2 separate regions of the Homo sapiens genome follow, and region 2 is linked to region 1. Evidence: chromatin loops called from intact Hi-C (ENCODE). Cell type or tissue: dorsolateral prefrontal cortex. All regions are shown on one strand. Each heading gives the region's core, and the rest is flanking DNA. Links, peaks and the distances in the headings are about the cores only. Region 1 overlaps DOCK4 (dedicator of cytokinesis 4). Region 2 overlaps DOCK4 (dedicator of cytokinesis 4).

Region 1 (10,429 bases), core at 1,545-9,544:
ACGATATGGAGTGGGTTACACATTTACTTTTTTTAGGCTATACAACTGGGACCAGGGGAAATGTGATATGCTAGTAGCCTACCCTCTCCTGGTGAGATACCATATACCTTGACTGGAAGCTGATGGGAGAGGGAACCCCATCTTCTTGGCTACATGTATATGTAGTGGAATTTTCATCACGCTGAGCTGGTGCAGGCAGGAAGGAGAAAATGAGATGTGATATAAGTTTCACCAACTCTCTTGATTCTTACCAGGAGTTGGCAGTTACTCTTTATTTGCTGTCTACACTTAGGAAGATTTCTAGACATTAGTCCTGTTTTAAAATACAATTTGTGACCAGGCACAGTGGCTCACACCTATAATCCTTTGGGAGGCAAAGGTGGGAGGATTGCTTAAGGCCAGTTCAAGACCAACCTGGCCAATGTAGTGAGTCCCCATTTCATTTTTAAAAATAAATAAATATGAAAAATAATTTAATTTAAAATCTAAAAGAAAATACGATTTTCATCAATAATGGTTGTTCCATTGGAGGAGGATGGTGCAGCTCTTCACACTGCCATTCTGTAGTAAACTCTCAAAACACTATTTCTTGACAGTACTTGCATACTTTGTATGTTTGGGAGGTGGGGGCTGAGAGTAAAACACAATTGGTGGAATTTCTAAACTTGTACTACAAAAAATTACTAACATTATGAGGTATTAGCAAAACTTCCTATAGATGATATTAGTAGATTTTTTCAAAAATCACCTTCAGTAAAACCTGTTCATTTCTGAAATACGTAGGGCCTCAATCTTATCAGAGCACAAATTTTACATCTATTCCTTCCTATGTGCTTGATTTACAAAATTAATCATCTAAGCTTTGCTTTGTGCATTAGAATGTTATGTGTTATATCTATAAGAAAAGATAATTGAATTTCACAGTAAATACATTAGAAGCTATATATCCTATCTGGAGTTCAACTCAAAGCCAGTGAAAACTTTTCCAGAGGCACATCCTAGCTACACCAAGCAGTAAAATCCTGGCTGATTAAAATGAGGTATTTACACTGGGAGGTCAGAGACAGGCTCTGAAAGTCTCTGAAGCAGAGGAAAGAAAGAAAGTCAAATTTCTAGAAAGTGTGAGGTATTAAGTGAGACAATACTATCGGAAAATGAGTCAATGGAGCAAAAGCCAGAATATTAGGAAGAGACTGGTGTGTACAAATGAGCCAGGTTAGATGGAGAAATCAAGATGCAGATGGGAAAATGGGAGCTGTGAACATTACCAGAGGCCTGCTTAACAATGTGTTAATTACATGATGAAAGGAGCCTAGTTACTCAAAGCCTCTACCCAGTAGGACCAAAGTACCCAAATTACAGCTGTCCTTTAACATTGTCATCTTGCAGAGCTAGATACTTACGCTATTAATGTTGCCACTGCTTAAATTTGGGATGTATCTCCTCTTTTAGATATACTTTCAAAACCAATTTAAAATGAAAAGAAAGAAAAAAGAGGGCCGGGCACAGTGGCTCATGCCTGTAATCCCAGGACTTTGGGAGGGCAAGGTGGGCAGATCACGAGGTCAGGAGATCGAGACTATCCTGGCCAACATGGTAAAACCCCATCTCTACTAAAATACAATAAATAAATAAATAAGCCTTGCATGGTGGCGTGTCGCCTGTAGTTCCAGCTATTCAGGAGGCTGAGGCAGGGGAATCACTTGAACCCGGGAGGCGGAGGTTGTAGTGAGCCGAGATCGTGCCACTGCACTCCAGCCTGGCGACAGAGCGAGACAAAGAAAAAAGAAAGAGAGAGAGAGAGAAAGAGAAAAAGAAAGAAAGAAAGAAAGAAAGAAAAAGAGAAAAAGAAAGAAAAAGAAGGAAGGAAGGCGGGCAAGGTGGGCAGATCACGAGGTCAGGAGATCGAGACTATCCTGGCCAACATGGTAAAACCCCATCTCTACTAAAATACAATGAATAAATAAATAAATAAGCCGAGCATGGTGGCGCGCCGCCTGTAGTTCCAGCTATTCAGGAGGCTGAGGCAGGGAAATCACTTGAACCCGGGAGGCGGAGGTTGCAGTGAGCCGAGATCACGCCACTGCACTCCAGCCTGGCGACACAGCGAGACAAAGAAAAAAGAAAGACAGAGAGAGAGAGAGAGAGAAAGAGAAAAAGAAAGAAAGAAAGAAAAAGAAAGAAACAAAGAAAAAAAGAAGGAAGAAAAAAAGAAAGAAAAAGAGAAAGAGAAAGAGAAAGAAAGGAAGGAAGGAAGCAGGGCGGGCGGGCAAGGCGGGCAAGGTGGGCAGATCACGAGGTCAGGAGATCGAGACTATCCTGGCCAACATGGTAAAAACACATCTCTACTAAAATACAATAAATAAATAAATAAATAAGCCAAGCGTGGTGGTGTGCCACCTGTAGTTCCAGCTATTCAGGAGGCTGAGGCAGGGGAATCACTTGAACCCGGGAGGCAGAGGTTGCAGTGAGCCGAGATCATGCCACTGCACTCCAGCCTGGCGACAGCGTGAGGCAAAGAAAAAAGAAAGAAAGAGAAAGAGAAAAAGAGAGAGAGAGAGAAAGGAAGGAAGGAAGGAAGGAAGGAAAGAAGGAAGAAAGAAAAAAAGAAAAAGAACGGAGGAAGGAAGACAGGAAGAAAGAAAACACTTTTATTTCTTAATAGTCATACCTTGGTTTCTGAGTTTTAGCCAGTATTGTTCAATTTGTGAATATGCTTATTGCTGATTGCTTCTTTAAACTAAGTTAAGTCTTAAAGAATATAATTTTGACATCACTGAGGATAACCCAAAGGGTCTGACCATAGGCTCACTGTCTGAAGATCATCTTCCTGAGATCTTCGAAGTGGGTAACTCTGTCCATTGGGATGACTACCTTCTAATATGCAAAAGGTATGATAAGCGTGAACAAATAATCTTGTGATTATAACTGCTGGTTTGCAGATCTGCTAGTTCTAAATTTCAAAGCTTTGGGAAAGGCTTTTATGTTTTCTCTAGAGAAGTGGTTAGCTCATGGCTAAGAGTTATAAAGAACATAAGATTGAAGCAATACATAATGTCACAGAATGTCAAATGAAAAGGCATTAAAGACATGTGAAATTATTTACTTTCATTGAGTCTTAACTACAAAAGAAATCTGCTGACCAGCAATGAAAGCTGGAGAGGGGCTTCTCCACATTTGGTAGGAGTGATGAGAGCATTCGAAGGGATTTCAACATTTCCTTTTTAACTAAGGGGAATTTTTCACTTTAAAGTTTCCATTCTTATTCTGATTTAGTGTATCAACATTTCAATAGCATATACTGAGGACTATGTCTAGGTTTTTTAAACAGGCTTTGTTTGTTTTTACTGTAACTATTATTACCTATTTGTATTTTATTTCCACAATACCAATACAAAGGAATCCATGGGCTGCAAACCATTTAAAAAATGTGTATAGAGCATAGTGATGGGGTTCAGGACACATTACCCTAAAACATGGTTCCTTGGCATACTGACTATTTGGAGAGACACCATGTGCAGGAAGGTCTCTCGGACCTTCCCTGCCATTCTCCCCTGAGCAGGTCATAAGAAGTGCCCTCCGTATATTGGATGAAAAGTACATCCTTATCTCTGAAAACAAAGTGTTGCAGAGAAGAACCTGAATAAACAGGCCTTCCTAAGTTTCTCCCAGTTTATTGCCATTAGACGATACCTTTTTCACCCCCTAGTATTTCTCTACAACTCCCTGTTCTTCATCAGACCTACTATAAAAAAACTAAGATTAAACTGTTTCTTCAGGTGTTCATTTCCTAATGAAGGCTCTCATGTCACAAAGAACTTAAATATGTTTGTTTGTATACTTTTCTTTTGTTACTCTGTCTTTTGTTGTTGGGGCTTAATCCATGAACCTAGGATACATGAGGAAATATTTTTCCTCCTCTACAATAGTATCTATGATTGTAGTTTAATATCTGATTATTTTAATTTACTGAAATACTTCCATATTTTTCCTATGCAGCAAATCTTGCAAACAGTATTGCTAGTGATTATATCTAAATTAGCCATACATAGCTCATTTAGAAAATGAAATCAAGCTCTAATCACTACTTCCATTCACATCATTTGGATTTAGTTTTATTTTTTTTAAATACTGCATGAACTTTAAAAAATATCTTACGGTGTAATGTAGTAACATATTTTGAACTATATTTTTTCTTTGCTGTCATTAGCATGATTTAGATCGAAGGAAACAAGAGATATGACAACTGCATGCAAAATAGCCTGGATTTTCTTTTTCTTTTTTTTTTTTTTTTTTTAAGATGGAGTCTCGCTCTGTCACCTAGGCTGGAGTACAGTGGCACAATCTTGGCTCACTGTAACCTCTGCTTCCCAGATTCAATTGATTCTCCTGCCTCAGCCTCCTGAGTAGCTGGAATTAACAGGCACGTGCCACCACACCCAGCTAATTTTTGTATTTTTAGTAGAGATGGGTTTTCACCACGTTGGTCAGGCTGGTCTCGAACTCCTGACCTCAAGTGATCCACGGACCTCGGCCTCCCAAAGTACTGGGATTACAGGTGGGAGCCACCAAACCTGGCTAGGATTTTCTTTTGTTATAAAAGACGTAGAGAAAATTGTCAAAATCTGAACAAGGTTTGCAGATTAGATAACAGTATTATATCAATGTTAACATTCTGATTTAGATAACTGTACTGTGGTTCTGTTGCTATGTTCTGAAGTAAGCAGGGGTAGAGAGGGATCATGTCTGCAATTTGTTCTCAGGCAGCTCAGGAAAAGAAATGTATATATGTATGATGTGTATAGATGTGTATATGTGTATATATGTACATATGTGTGTATACATGCATATATAAGTGTATATGTACATATATACACACACAAACATATACAATCAAGGCTCTGATATAATCCTTAAGGATCATATCAAATTCATTAATGTTGCGTTATATGACTATATGCACACACATACATATATAAATGGAGGGAGATTATGCAAATGAAATGTAGTATAATGTTAACCTTTGGGAAATTACAAATTCTTTGTACTGTTTTCTACAAATTAGTTGAAAAAAAAACTTTAAAGAGAGATCATGGTAAAATATTTAGGAAACTCCAAAAGTCAGCAAAAAGGTCACATATTAAATGTCTAACCAATAGGTGGTGCCAATAAGTACTACTTTTATTTCAATGATACTAGAAAGCAAATACAATGTTCAAAAATCAGGTGCACTGATCAAATTCTTATGAATTATACCAACTTGGTAACACTGAATAAAATGACTACATTGGTATGTGTGGACCCAAAAATGCAACCTAACACTCTCAAAAAGCCTCCTTTCACCTCAGCCAAATAAAAAACACCATATATTTCCTGAATAGAGTTAAACTGCTCTCGCTATATATTGTGGTCTCCTTATGGAGTTAAAAAGTATAGCTGGCAGGAATACAACCATGTACACTCATCTAAGATACAACAAAGACTCTAGAAACTTACCTGAATAGCAAATATGATTTCTTCTAGGTGTAAGCTACATGTGCAAACCATAGAAAATATTTCATAAATACACAGATAATATGAAAAGACTTTGAAGTTTCTCTTGGGACATACTGAACCATAGCCAATGATTTTTACACACCGTTTCAAGACGTAGAACTTAATTTGCCTCAGTAAATCATATTGGCTCAGTCTAATGTCACATTCCTATAATTCAACTGCTGTCTATCAGAGGTGAAATTTATAATAACCATTTGCTCAACAAACCTAAACCAGGCTCACATTAATGAATACTTTTAGAATTTCAAATTCTCACAACATTGCCTTTGGATTTAAAATTCATAAAACAGCACAACTTTGGAGATTTCAAACTACTCAACCTAACTATATCTAACTGTGAAGATATAGTAATTCAATTTTTAAAACATCTTAAAAAGTTAAATGGATTGCTTGCAATTTTCTCCCAGTTTCTAAACTCAACTAAGATAGTGGTTAATGTACCTTTGCAACATAAGTCTTAGGTTAGAGGGGAAAAAAGCCCAGTTAATTGGTGAATCCCTTTATCTATTAACCAGACAAGATTACAACTCCAATAGCTAGGAGGACATCAATGAAGCATAAAGGGCCTGGAAATTAGCTGGTAGAATTTGTTTCCGAAACCAATTTCAAAGTTGCGTTTTTTTCTCTTTTTTTAGTGCCAGTGACTGAGGAATAGCAGGAGAAAGTGGGGAAAAACAGTACTTTTTAGAGTGAACTCAATTCTTTTGAAAACGTTTGACTGCACTGCTTCCATTTAACAAACAATTCTGTGGTCCAGAGAGAAAACAGCGGAAGTCAACATTATCTAACTGTTGTGACAGTTTAAACATTAGGCACCCTAATTTCCCTCTTCAATTTCTTGTGCTCTTGCTTCCCCCACTATCTTGAGGTAAGCCATGAATGTGCCTCCCTTTCAATAATGAAGCTGAACAGCTCTGGAATCCCTATCTGCTGGCCACAGAACTTCCATTCCTCAACCAAGGATATAGATCAAGGGGATACAGAACAATGATCTACGTAGACTGAAGGGTGGAAGCTTTGGTGGGAAGAGTATAAGTTTTGCTTTTCTTTAAATTAGTTTTTAGGCTTCTTCCTGAGCTTCCACTCTCTAGAGCAGAATATTAGAGTGAAGAGGCTTAGGGCTGGGTTTGCCTCAGCTTGAGAGAGGCTAGAAAGGATCAGAGAGAGAGACCAGAGAAACAGAAGGCAGATAGATGCAGGCTGCGTGGGCCTGGCTGGGCCTCAGGGTTAAGAGAGAAGGGTAGAGAAGGGCTGAGGTCACAAGGACAGCGGAGCAGACAGGGCTTTGTAGCAGAAGCCAGGTATAAAGTGCATACATTTGGTTGCCTAGGAATCTGAGCATCACAGCAGGCTGCAAAATGGGAATGGATCCTGCCAGAGGAAGGGGAAACCTTTTTACAAGGCTTTATGGTACAATGGTTTCTTTCATTCTTTGCAAAGGCTACAACACGTAGCTTTTCATTTCAGTACAAAGGCTGTAAACAGAAAAGGTATGACTCATGGAAAAGGGTGGTTTGGATCTCACTATCTGGTAGGGTTTCACTCAGGATTCCAGTAAGAATAAGGAGCTAGTAAAATTGACAAAGCACATGGAACATGTGGACACATCTAAACATGGGAGGAACTGCCCAAGGAAACAGAATGTGCTTCCCTTCCTTCCTGAAGTTAATCAGAAGGCCAACAATTAAGTTAAAAGAAACCAGGAAGAGATATTAGCAATCAAATCAATGGAGAGGAGATGAAGGAAACAAAGTATAGAAGGGGTCGGTTCAATGATCCAACATATCAATAATCCAATTGTGTTATTCTAAAAGTCTTCATTAAGGAGATTAAATCAGGATCCATTTCGAGACAATGAAAACAGACAACTTAAGAGGTAAGGATAGAATATTTCAGCTAGTGGCTTTAAAGTGGGTAAACAATAATAATAGCTAACATTAAACACACACCATGTATGATGTCCTGTGGTAAGTGCTTTGCATACATTTTTTCTTTTAATCTTCCCAATATCCCTTAGAGGATTCAAACCTAGGACATCCTGCTTGCAGAGAAAAAGCTCTTAAATACTACACTATACTCTCTAAGAGATGACTCCTGTCTGTAAGCAGAGGGAAATGTGTGGTTTGGTTTAACTGGAATCCTGACCTTTAACGCAGGCCTTAAGGATACAGGATCACTTATGTTAGAGTCTATCTAGAGATATAAATCAAAGCCTACCATTGAGAACTTCACCAACATTCCAGAGGCAATTGGGTATGACCTCAGAGTTTGGACAATTATATATTCAAACAACCTAATAACAGATGAATGTTGTCCTGCATGAGGCATATTTGAAGTGGGAAAGGACTGGGAGATGAAAAGGAGTTGGGAAAGACATGTAGCCAACAGTTCAGCATATCATGGTGAGTCAAGACCACATCTATGATGGTAGGAAGGTCAGGGACTACATGTGAAAAGTCAGAAGGTCAGGATTAGTTTGGTATTTGTTTATCCATACTGAGGGCAAATGCAAGCAAATTAAGGTAACAGGACGCATAGGGAGAAAGAACAAGATACACCATGGTTACCAACTCTTCTATTCACAGTTAATAGGCAGAAAGAAAGGAGCAGGGCATAATGGATTTGTTTGTGATCCATAAGAACTTAAAAAAATGCTAGCCTTTAAACAGAGCCTGGAGTAGCACTGACTCAGAAGTATAATGTGAATCATGAATGAAATTTAAATTTCCCTAGTAACCATGTCAAAAAAGTAAAAAAAAAAATTTAATAGCATACATTATTTATCCCAATATATCCAAAATGTTATCATTTCAACATGTAATCAATATGAAAATTATTGATGGGTATTTTACATTCTTCTTATTGGGCCAAGTCTTCAAAATACGGTATGTTCTTTACAATTACAGCACATCTCAATTCTAGTGGTATACTAGGTTCATGTCTAATTGTCAACAGCAACATATGGCTGCTGCCTCCTGAATTGGACAGCACAGGTCTAGGGTAAATTTAATGACAAAATGATGGTCACTGGTATCAAGAAACACCGAAAGGTTTAGAGTAGAACTGGATTTGGCTGGAAGTCTACCAATGAATTCCACAAGATGTGTTCTCTAACAAATAGCAGCTCTACTATCTTACTGAGGGGGTATTGAAATTAAACCATTTTATCCATGGACAATCAGGAGAAGTGTGTATATATATACATATATATACACATATATATACGTATATACACATATATATACGTATATACACATATATATACGTATATACACATATATATACGTATATACACATATATACGTATATACACATATATACGTATATACACATATATACGTATATACACATATATACGTATATACACATATATACGTATATATACATATATACTTATATATATATACATATATACATATATATATATATATATATTTTTTTTTTTTTTTGAGATGGAGTCTCTCTCTGTCGCCAGGCTGGAGTGCAGTGGTGCGATCTTGGCTCACTGCAACCTCCGACTCCCTGGTTTAAGCGATTCTCCTGCCTCAGACTCCGGAGTAGCTGGGATTACAGGCACGCGCCACCAGGCCCAGCTAATTTTTTGTATTTTTAGTAGAGACGGGTGTTTCACCATGTTTGCCAGGATGGTCTCAATCTCCTGACCTTGTGATCCACCCGCCTTGGCCTCCCAAAGTGCTGTGATTACAGACGTGAGCCACCGCACCCAGCCGAGAATTGTAATTGTTTTGTGGGAAAAGAGAAGACAAGCATACATAGTAGTTCCATGTTGTATTTCATTTCTCCTGTCTCGTGTGAGTCTTTTAGAGATTCTGCCCTCAATAGTAAGTGCTCCAAGTGTCTTGTTTGTTTAGTGGTAGATGCAGGACTTTGTCCAAAGCAAAGGGCCATCTGCATCAAATAAAACCCAAGTTATCTCTCCAACTCTAAGGAGAGGGAGGAGGAAACTGACCTCACCACTCATTATAGTCTGAAGCGTTGCCACATGTGTGAGTTGGAGGTACTTATGGCTCTCACTGAACTGAATGACAAAGCTCTGTCTACAGTGGTTTTCTCTTTGCGGTCAGTTTGGTCTAGCAAGATGTGCAAGGCTCTGAAAAAAGAAAGGCGGTTTGAATTTAAATTCTGGTTCTCCTAATTGCCAGGTGATCTGGACTGCAACAAAAATATCTATATTCAAGGTGTTTTTAAAAATCAGTCTTAAAAAACAACACATTCAGTTCAAGAAACAGCTTACTTTATTTGAAGTTTCTTTATATCGATTAAAGCACATGACTGCATACTTTGTTTTGCTTCAATGTGGGTCTGAATGGTGGATAAGAACAAACAATATTCACCAAGTTTTTGTCTACTGACCAAACCTAAAGATGTCATTATTTATGCTATGCAATCTATATATGCTATATAATGTAGTATATACTATATGTTACTAGTACAATACTATGTACCTCATACGACTTATAGTGGTATATATTTCAGTTCCTCTCTGAACAAGCACACACACATTTTTCTTCACATGCCACTGCAATCAGCATCACTTTCTTTTTTAGCCAACTTCAATGTGTGAACCTGTATGTTTGTCAATAATGTTGCTGCTCAAAGCCAGCCATAGGCAGCGAAGCATGTTTTGTTTTGTTTTTGTTTTTTTTTTTTTTTTTTTTTTTTTAGACAGTGTCTTGCTCTGTCACCCGGGCTGCAGTGCAGTGGCGCGACCTTGGCTCATTGCAAGCTCCGCCTTCCAGGTTCACGCCATTCTCCTGCCTCAGCCTCCGGAGTAGCTGGGACTACAGGTGCCTGCCACCATGCCCGGCTAATTTTTGTATTTTTTTTTTTTTTTTAGTAGAGATGAGGTTTC
Region 2 (10,429 bases), core at 1,049-9,048, 75 kb after region 1:
ATGAAGTAATTAAACACAGTTGAATGATCCAGAAAATGGCATATTTAAGGAAAAAGGCAAAAGTGTATTTTGAGAATGAAAATACAAATTTCTTATCTACAATCCCAAAGCTAGAATTAAACCAAAAAAAAAAATGACATATATGAAAATATTAGAGAATGTAGGAAATACAGGTGAAGACTGAGGAGATTAGAGTAAGATAGAAAAACACAGATATTAGTAAGGATTACTGTCAAAATTGCAAACTATACAAATAAAAGATAAAACAAAAATGACATTACTTCTTGCTCTAATTCCTGAGGATTTATAGAAATGTATCAAGGATAATGAATCTTAATTTCTGCCTGAAATGGTAAGAAAGATGGGTTTTTTAATAATATTGTTTTCCTGGCTTCAGCCCCCCAAATCCAAAGGGACTCTTAACATGCCGCTAAGTATACTTGTTTCTCCATACCGATATTTTACAAATGATACCATGGAAAACATAAAGATTAAATACTGCTATTTAATATTTCTTTTGGCATATGTATTTCCCCTGCCTGAATTTTAATTTAGCTCTCTGAGAAACTACCACTTCAAAAAGATTTTGTTTATATATAATGAGCTTATTAAGGTCTTCTCAGTACAATTTTCAAGAGCTAAATAGGATTATCATTTGAGTAGCATATCTTAACTATAATCCAAGTTCAAAGGAATTTCCAAAATTATAAAAATTTGCAATATCATTTGGCATTTCAACTGAGTCCCAACTGTAATTTCAATTGTATAAAGAAATAATTTAAATAACTATCTTTCTTAATAAATTTCATAATTATAGTTAGAAATAACAATTTTTACCTTGATATTTGGGTTTTTTAAGGCAAATCCTCTGTACCAGCCTGTGGAAAAATAATCATGGTCATATTTTGATAAACCATTGTAATATTTTAAAGATAATAACAAATCAATCTGTTCTTTGCCGATGGAATTTTACCATACATGAAAAGATTCTATGGATAAATATGGTAGGTATTGGCCTTAGGCTACAAAATAGCTCGAGTGACCAAACATAAGAATTCTATTAATAAAACCATTTTTAAAAAACTGTATCAAAAATTTTTATAAACAACAGAAAAATACATAATGTGAATAAAGGCTTTAAAATCAGAGCATTGGGCTTCAATTCTGGCTTTGCTTCTTATTGTCTGTTTAATCTTGGCCAGGTTACTTGACATCTCTGAGTACCACTTCTTCCCATTTTATGAAAGGCCACATTATGTCACAGGGAAAGTCAAGAATCTGCACAAGATTTCATACATTTCCAAATTCTACTTGCCTGACTACAAACGCCAGACTCTGCCACCAAATAATAGTACCTGGCCAACAGTCATGACGTGAATTGCACATCCTTAAGCCTACGGTCTTGGGTTAAGATCAGTCTCATATCATACAAAGAGTAAAGCCATCATTCACTGCCAGAATTAACTGGCACATTTTCATCAGCACAATGGCTGACCAAGAGCTCAGCGTAATTTTTATTCTGTAGAATGACTATTATAGTAGGCCCTTCTTATCTGCGGTTTCACTTTCCACGGTTTCAGTTACTCATGGTCAACCTGGGTGCAAAAATACTACATGGAAAATTCCAGAAATAATTCATAAGGTTTAAACTGCATGCCATTCTAAGTAGCATGATGAAATCCCGTGCCTGCCCGCTCAGTTCCACCCAGGACATGAATCATCCTTTTGTTCAGCATATCCACACTGTCAGTGCTACCCACCCATTAGTTATTTACTAGCCCTCTCGGTTACCAGATTGAGGATCACAGTTTTAAAGTCCTTGTGTTCAAGTCACCCTTATTTTACTTAATCATGGCTCCAAGGCACAAGAGTAGTGATGTTGGCAACTGGGAAGTGCCAAAGAGAAGCCATAAAGTGCTTTAAGTGAAAAGGTGAAAGTTCTTGAATTTAATAAGGAAAGAAAAAAAAATCATATGCTGAGGTTGCTAAAATCTAGGTAAAAATGAATCTTCTATTCATGAAACTGTGAACAGAATATTGTTATAATTATTCTATTTCATCATTAGTTCTTGTCAACTGTGGCTAGTTTATGAATTAAACTTTATCACATGTAAAGGAAAAAATGTAGGATGTATAAGGTTCAGTACCATCCAAGGTTGCAGGTATCCTGGGGGTCTTAGGTCGCATCCCTTGCCAATAAGCAGGCTCAAGGACTGCTGGATTTAAGCTCCCAGCAATTCTGAATCAATTTTGCAGCACTATCCTTACATGTCTTTTTATAGTTTAAAACAAATCAGGATATATATTGTATTTTTTCAAGTGTAAAGACCATTTTGCTCATTGGCAAAAAAATTATTATACTATGTAGTAAATATTATGCCTAATAGAATTTTTTCAATGATTAAATTTTAGGCAAAATTTTAATACAAAACAAATATTTGAGCTTTGTATTTAAACATTTTTCCTCCTCATAATACATTTTCTTAAAAGGATATATTGTAAAATATCGTCCCTAACAGTTTTAAAATCAGTCTGAGGAGAGCAGAATGAACTGAAAATCAGAATCTCTATATCTCAGGGTTTATCAGTTGCCATAAAGACAGATCCAAGAAATACATCCATTTGTAAATAATTATTCTAACAAAAAACAAAACTTCTTGAGAATTGCAAAAATGTCATAGAGAGGTCTCTGTCCAATTATACTATACAGAAAAAGTCTTAGATTACAAAACACCTCCTATTAGATATGCAGTCCAGTTTCATGCACCAATTCACAATAAATTTTATATTTATCTGTATACAAAGTAGTAACAGACAAAATATATCTGGCAATAACACAGGAAATCTTATTATATTTTTTAAGGTATCAATCACAGTGGACAGAATAAACATTCCGATATCACCAGCATCTAATGCTAGGGTCTAACTAAATGTCGTAGTTCTGTTTGGGGGAATACAGTTTCATCTATAATAAACCTTGATATGATAAAAATATCATCATAATATAAATTCCTAGTAAGGAAAACCTTAAAAGAGGAAAAACATGAGTATTTTCGGATATACTAACGGGGCTCTAAAATGTAGTCATTTTGTTAACAAGAAAAGCTGGGTGGCCGGGCATGGTGGCTCACACCTCTAATCGCAGCACTTTGGGAGGCCAAGGTGGGTGGATCACCTGAGGTCAGGAGTTCGAGGACAGCCTGGCCAACATGGTGAAATCCCATCTCTACTAAAAATACAAAAAATTAGCTGAGTGTGGTGGCATGTGCCTGTAATCCCAGCTATTCGGGAGGCTGAGGCAGGAGAATCACTTGAAACCAGGAGGCAGAGGTTGCAGTGAGCCAAGATCCCGCCACTGAACTCCAGCATGGGTGACAGAGCAAGACTCCATCTCAAAAAAAAAAAAAAAGGAAACAGAAAAAAAGAAAAAAAGAAAAAGGAAAGCTGGGTGCAGTGGCTTATGCCTGTAATCTGAGCACTCTGGAAGGTCAAGGTGGAAGGATCACTTGAGGCCAAGAGTTTGAGACGAGCATGGGCAATATGGTGAGACTCTGTCTCTACAAAAAATAAAAAATAAAAAAATCAGCCAAGCATAATGAAGTATCCCGGTGGTCCTAGCTACTTGGGAGACTGAGACAGGAGGATCCCTTGAGCCCAGGAGATCGAGGCTGCAGTGAGCCATGATCATGCCACTGCACTCCTACCTGGGTGACAAAGGAAGACCCTGTCTCAAAGAAAAACAAAAAACAAAACAAAGTAGTCATTTGATCAGAAATCTTTTTAAGGACTAGCATTTAAGGATGTTTCATGGAACAGGAATGGAAACATTTGAGAACCATTAGCTATCTTAAATGAGTTGCCTACTACATAAATTAATAATCATCATACAAAGTCAGACAATATATTCTACTAATATTATTCAAGTGCATTGAATAATTTTATTCCAAGTTTGAGGGGAAGAAACTATAGGCCTGGAGCAGAGTTGGCCTGGGCAGGAGCCCTCCAGAGGCATCTGGCTACTCAACCTCAGGTAAGCCATGTCTGCTCTGGGCCTCTGCTTCTTCCTGTCCTGTGGGATCTACTAGATCCTGAGGATTCTGAGAAAAACCTTCTAGTTTGGCACTGAGTCAAGAACTCCCACAGATATGGTAACTTCAACTGCTTTCTCTGTTTGCATCTAATGATTATAAGGAAATAATATTATAATCAGCTTAAAAATAGGAAATGATGCCTTTCCATTAGCCAAACACTGAAAATGCAGGAAACAATTTTGTCAAAAATGACTTGTGGTGACTACTGGAAAAGTTCCAGAGATTAATAGCGGTATGGACAGAATTTGTAGACTTTATGAACAGCCGTATGTTGAGGAGGTTGTTCATAAGGCTACTCACCATCACACTTCTCCAGGATCTGAACTGTATCTCCAATTTCCAATGACAGGCCATATGGAACGGTTCCTCGGAAACTGGCAATAACTGTAAAAAATGATAAAGAATATATGAAGACAATCATGTCCATTACAGCTTATTATTACATGTTATTGACTAGGAAAAATGAATATAAATAGGAAGTATAATTTGATAGCTGGAACCCTCTGTCATATTTTAATTTTATATCTTTCTAAGAAAATCACTAAGTTCACATACTTTGCCAACTTCTTAGATTATTATAAATATGCATTTCACATATATGAAATTTATTAAAATAATACACAATATATCAATGCTATCACTCAATAATAGATATAAACAAAGGTATTGCCTGAGAGCTCCTTAAAGGACTGTGACCCTTTTGTTTCACTGCTTTCTTCACTCCCTCATCCAAATGCCGGGCCCATAGTAGTTAATAAATATGTGTTCAATAATAAACGAGGAATATATTTCCTGCTTGTTATTAGGCTTGGTTTACCTTTCTGCTATATTGTTTGGAGCAGATTTCTTTTCCATAAACTGTAAGTTTCTCAAGAGAAGGGACTGCATCCATTTGCTTACCATTACGTGCCCAGAGCCTAGCATAGTATGTGGTGCATAAAAGCAGTCTTCTTCTGCAGTAATCAACGGAGACACTTTATTTAGTAATGACTGGGCCCTCCCGCAGGTCTAAACACACAGCCACCACAATTCCCACTTGCACAATACCACTTGGAATGGGGAGGGGGATCACAATTAATTATAGATTAATGGTTTAGATTAATTGGTTTCTGAAACATTTTGCAGGGCAGGACAGGACTAGGATGGTGTATCCATACGGAGAAAGTACGCACAGATTAGTCCTTTTCTGGCAACTCCAGGAATTATAGAGAGAATAAAGCTCAGTGATTCTTCCCTGAATAGTAAGTAAAGCTTGAGTCAGAAAGGAGGCAAATATGGAGAAATGAAGAAAATGCATTTCAACACACAAAAAGAAAGAAGACAGCTCCTATGAAATACTATGCACACTGAAATCAACTAACAATTCACATCAAAAGAAAATGATTCTTAAAAGGCCAAAATTTTAGGAGGGAAACTTATAATTTTGCTTCAGAGTGAGATTTAGATATAACTCCAATCCCCAAAATAAGTTATTGCTACTGTTGGGAATGTATATTTTAAAAACCTAAAGGAACACACCAATCTGTCAAAAATGAAAACATGCCAATAAGTAATGAGCTTTTAGAGAAGTCTCATGCCCTTTTATGATCTCAAAACAAAATTAACAGTAGAGGTCAAAACACAGGACAGAAAACACAAGCCAAAGTCCATGAGACAGAACAAACTAACTATATGGATAGAAACCAATTCAGAACATTTAGCCAAGCACTAATTTATGATATCATTTTCTAACTATAACCATGAATACCATTAGCCTCATAATGACGTGCAAGAAGCATTTTGCTGGCAAAACAATCAAGGGTCTATATATCTTGACAGATTACTTCATTTAACTTTCAGAGACCTCTTCTTACAAGGGATCAGCAACTGAACTGACAGTAGATTGACTGCAATTTAAAAGACTTCAAGCCAAACTTATACTCAGAATTGCCTTTCCAAACTCTGCACTACTGATGTTTCTCTTAGAAGTCTTGGTGCATGGACTTCCCAACACAGTTTTGTACACAGCTCCTACCACTCAGGAACACCCTTGTACACCCAGGGCTGCCTCCCGCACTTCTGGCTCTCCTCTCTTTTTCCTCATCACCTTCTTGAACACAGCAGTACTACTAATAGACTTCATTTCTTCACTTTCCTCAGCCCCTGCAATCCAGCCTTTGCTGTGTTTTGAAACTGCTTTACTAAGATCTCCAGTCCCCTCAATGTGGCCACACTCATTTTGCCTTCCAGGAATCTTCCCTTTCTTGAATCTTCTACTGCTTCTGTCACACTCGCCAGCCTTCTCCACACCTTCTTTCTTAGCCCTCCTCTTAAAGGTTGGTGTGATCCAAGTTTCATTCTCCAGACACTCAAGTGTAGGAAAATAGCATCAAGCCTGGCATTTTGACACATGGATTTGAACCCCAATCTCATCACTTATTACCTGTGTGACCTCGGTCAGGATATCAACCTCTCAGAATCTCCACATCCTCACTGTAAATCATCACTGGGTGAGTGAACAAGGGTGTGGCTGGGTGTAAATAATCACTGGGTGAGTGAATGAGGGTATGGTTTAAGGGTGTGGCCATCACCATTAAATGCTCTGGTCTTCAACAGTCGGGTTCTTTTATTATTGAGAATACTATTTTAAGAGTGTGCTTAAAAATCTAAGAACCAAAAACTGCATTACATGGGAAAACTCATTCTTTCATAGGAGTTGTTTAAAACTGGGATGACAGCTTGTCTGAGCCATAACCATGTATTATCTCATTTCTTATCCAAACGGTCTATGTGGGTGAATTCTGATTTGACTATTCAGCTACGTAATATGTAATAAACATTAAAGGTAAGCAAAGAAGTTCCCTAATCTCATTGGCCTTCAGATGGTTCCTCTATAAAACAAAGGAGCTAGACAAATGAACTGAAATTCCCCTGCCAGTCGCAAATTCTGAGTCTGCAAGAGGACTTTCAGCTCAGCAGTGACATGGCATAGTACTTACCAAAGAACTCTGCCTCCAAACCAGCCTTGTCTGTGTAATCACTGCCTGTGATCAAGTGGACACTTGTCTCCACCTGCAACAGCCATCTGATAATGCAGAAGAGACAGCCTGCTCTCAGCATCTCATGAGGCCCTTATCAACTGCTCTCCGACTTTTCTAGGCTCACACCCAACCCAACTCTCCACACACTGCCCTATGCTCAGCCACACACAAATTCTCATTAAGCTTTTTCTTGCAGACCTCAGTGCTTTTACATCTATTATTCTCTATTTAGGGGGTTGCCTTCTTCACTCCTACACTGGGAAATGCAAAGCAGCTTTAATTTAAGGCTTTGCTCCAAGGTTAGGACATTAGAAGATTTCCTGATGTTACTCCTTCCTTTTTGTCATCCGTGGGTCCATGTGGAATACAATTACTCCCTCATCTGTGTTCTCAGGACACTCCGACCACACCTCAAATATAGTAAGGCATCACATAATATTACAGCACTTCGTCTATCTGTGTCTTTCTACTTGGGAAGAGAAACTATTTCTCATTCATCTTTCAAGAGCCAGCATGAACATCTGAGTATAAGAATGGAGTACAAATACATGGAATGAATGAATGAATGAATGAATGAATGAAGCCACTGAGGAATGGTGTCTAGGTTTTAATGGATTCGGACAACCTCAGGGACTCTTCTCGTAACTAAAAGTATCTAAGGAATAAGTTTTAAACTGCGGATCATATTGGAGAGGAATATTTTTCAGGCTATAGTTCAAGGAATGACTTTGATCTTTATCTTCTAAAATGGCAAGTCACTCTCAATCACTGAGTTAGACAAGTAACTCCACCTTGCTGTGTACTAATGAATAGATGGATGGATACTATACTCAGGAAAAATGTTTAGGCTTCAGGTTATGAAAGAGAAAGGCAGTTCTAGGTAAAGAGCGAAGAATTTGAAAATATGGTTGGCTCATGTTTCTCAGTGGTAGCATATAATGTATCATAAACTAAGGAAAACCAGTTTAGCAAAGCAGATACCCATACACCACGTATGCATTAATGAAGCTTCAATATGCAATTCTGTCAAATGCACTTAAAGTATCTGTTATTTTCAAATTCTATTTGGAAACAACTTTTCAACTAAATCCCTTTAAATTTCTCCAAGTGTTTCTGCATGAAATACATCTATAATTGAAAATGCATTGTCACCAGTTATTATAAAGTAGCTATCTCTTTATACAAAAGTTTATTCATGTACACTTCCCAGGGGCATTTTCCCCCAAATAATATCACGGTTTACCAAAGATGCCTATACAGTGTTTTGATCCCTCCATTTCCTTTTCTTGTTTTTCTTATAAATTGAACAGTTTCTTATAAATTGATCCTTAGTAGCTACAGGAAACAATCACAGAAAATGAACCTTTGGTAAAGCTGGGAATATAAATATTCGGTTCTATTATTTTAGTCATACGGGCCCTGAGAGCACAATTTTAAACTGCGTATAAAAACTACTGCTGTGGTGATGTGTTCATCTCTGCCCATTTGCTACTATGGAAAAATTTACTTGGATTAATAAACCCAGTTTATATGTATATAAACCCAGTTTACAGGAAAGTCCTTAAAAAATATCTGTCAGCTGAAAACACTAAATTCATAGCATAACCATTTTGAAAAAGATGTCCTAACCAACTGCCTGTTATTACTAACAGTATCATTCCTTTATATAATGATATCAGTTTAGTACGTATTGACAGTTTATTAAGAATTAAATAGCCGTGAGAAACAGTCTCAAACACAACTCCTAATTTTCTATGAGGAAGATAAAAAGAAGGTAAATGATGCAGTGAAATGGGGACTCATTCCTTGGTTTCAATGATGCTATTTGCTCATGCCAAGAACCAATGGACATTTTAAAACTTTTAAACTGAATACAAAGAAACTCAATCACAACAGTCCATGACTTTTAAAATTTTAAATCAAAACAAAGTATTAAGAATTATTGGCCAGGCACACTGGCTTATGCCTGTAATCCCAGCACTTTGCGGGGCCGAGGCAGGCAGATCACTTGAGGTCAGGAGTTCGAGATCAGCCTTGCTAACATGGCGAAACCCCGTCTCTACTAAAAATACAAAAAGTAGCTGGGCGTGGTGGCGGGTGCCTGTAATCCCAGCTACTTGGGAGGCTGAGCAGGAGAATCGCTTGAACCCGGGAGGCGGAGGTTGCAGTGAGCTGAGATCGTGCCACTGCACTCCAGCCTGGGCAACAGAGTGAGGCTCCATCTCCAAAACAAACAAACAAACAAAGAATTATTATAAGTCAATCACATAGCTGTAAGCCACAGACAATAACATATTCTTCCTCATCATTGTCAAAATAATATTCAAAATGATTCTACTTGGCACAGGTCAATTCCAGCCCAGCACATGCTGCCCTTGCCCTTTACAGGCTGACCATCTAAGAGGAATGGAACATAATGCAGGAAAGAAATCATTAAAATGCTTTGTCTTTTGTGATACAAAGGAAGGAAAACTTCTCTCTTCAGGCCAGATTTTGGCTTCATCTTTCTGCTAAAAGGATCTCCAACTCATGAACAGGTTGTGGTTTAAAAGGTCACTTATGAGTCAACTGCTTACAACACAGAACACACAAAGCTACTCTTCTCAAGTTCTGAGGCTAGCCCACAGAATCCTATTTCATGGCAAAAGGAAACTGTTGTTTTTCACAGCAAAAATAAGCTGACTGCACCAGAATTAAATATAAAATTTTATATCAGTGCTTGTAAAATATTGAACACTGGTCTGAAAACATAGCAGTGTCCATCAGAAGGCAGTGATGGAGCAGGCATCGGTGTTGTAGACATTCTAAAGGAATTCTTAGACCTCTGAGGTCTTCAGACTGGTTCCTTCCTACATCCATGTTCATTTCACATTCGGCTCTGGCGTGTCATGGAAGTATCCATTAAGGTTTATCAACATTTATGAGGATTATTTGGGGGGATCACAAATGGAAAAGAGATAAAGGGGTAGAATTTCTGAAGAACCTCGATAAGATTTGGAAAAAACAGAGAAAAAGGAAAGGGATTAAGGAGAACTAAATTCTTTTTTTTAAAATTGTTTTCATTTCTTTGAGACAGCGTCTCACCGTCGCCCAGGCTGGAGTGCAGTGGCATGAACTCAGCTCACTGAAACCTCCACTTCCCAGGCTCAAGCCATCCTCCCACCTCAGCCTCCTCAGTAGCTCGGACTGAAAGCGTTCGCCACCACACCTGGCTAATGTTTGTATATTTTGTAGAGATGGGGTTTCGCCATATTGCTCAGGCTGGTCTCAAACTCCTGAGCTCAAGCAACTTGCTGGCCTTGGCCTCCCAAAGTGCTG

The links. Hi-C counts contacts between places; a loop is a spot of excess contacts. Peaks named below come from ENCODE experiments on the same cell type or tissue, not always from the same donor. Only the 100,000 strongest peaks of a DNase experiment are listed, where the experiment ranks them.
Region 2: a loop joins it to region 1, with 7 times the contacts of the local background. A loop is called at or near these places in 3 of 110 quality-filtered maps.

What each region holds. Positions count from the first base shown.
Region 1 is chr7:111,924,309-111,934,737 of GRCh38, forward strand. All of the region lies in intron 12 of DOCK4 (dedicator of cytokinesis 4), which reads right to left. Among named protein-coding and RNA genes, the nearest start is that of DOCK4-AS1, 120 kb to the left of the region's middle. In dorsolateral prefrontal cortex, for the core only: a CTCF peak has its summit at 5,183 (motif pointing right); no DNase peak of the experiment used is centred there; H3K27ac peaks cover 2,448 bases.
Region 2 is chr7:111,999,657-112,010,085 of GRCh38, forward strand. It overlaps DOCK4 (dedicator of cytokinesis 4), which reads right to left. Exons shown (of 53, transcript NM_001363540.2): 2 at 4,392-4,475; 3 at 838-878. Among named protein-coding and RNA genes, the nearest start is that of DOCK4-AS1, 200 kb to the left of the region's middle. In dorsolateral prefrontal cortex, for the core only: no CTCF peak of the experiment used is centred there; a DNase peak (open chromatin) is centred at 1,696; H3K4me3 peaks cover 955 bases; H3K27ac peaks cover 5,794 bases.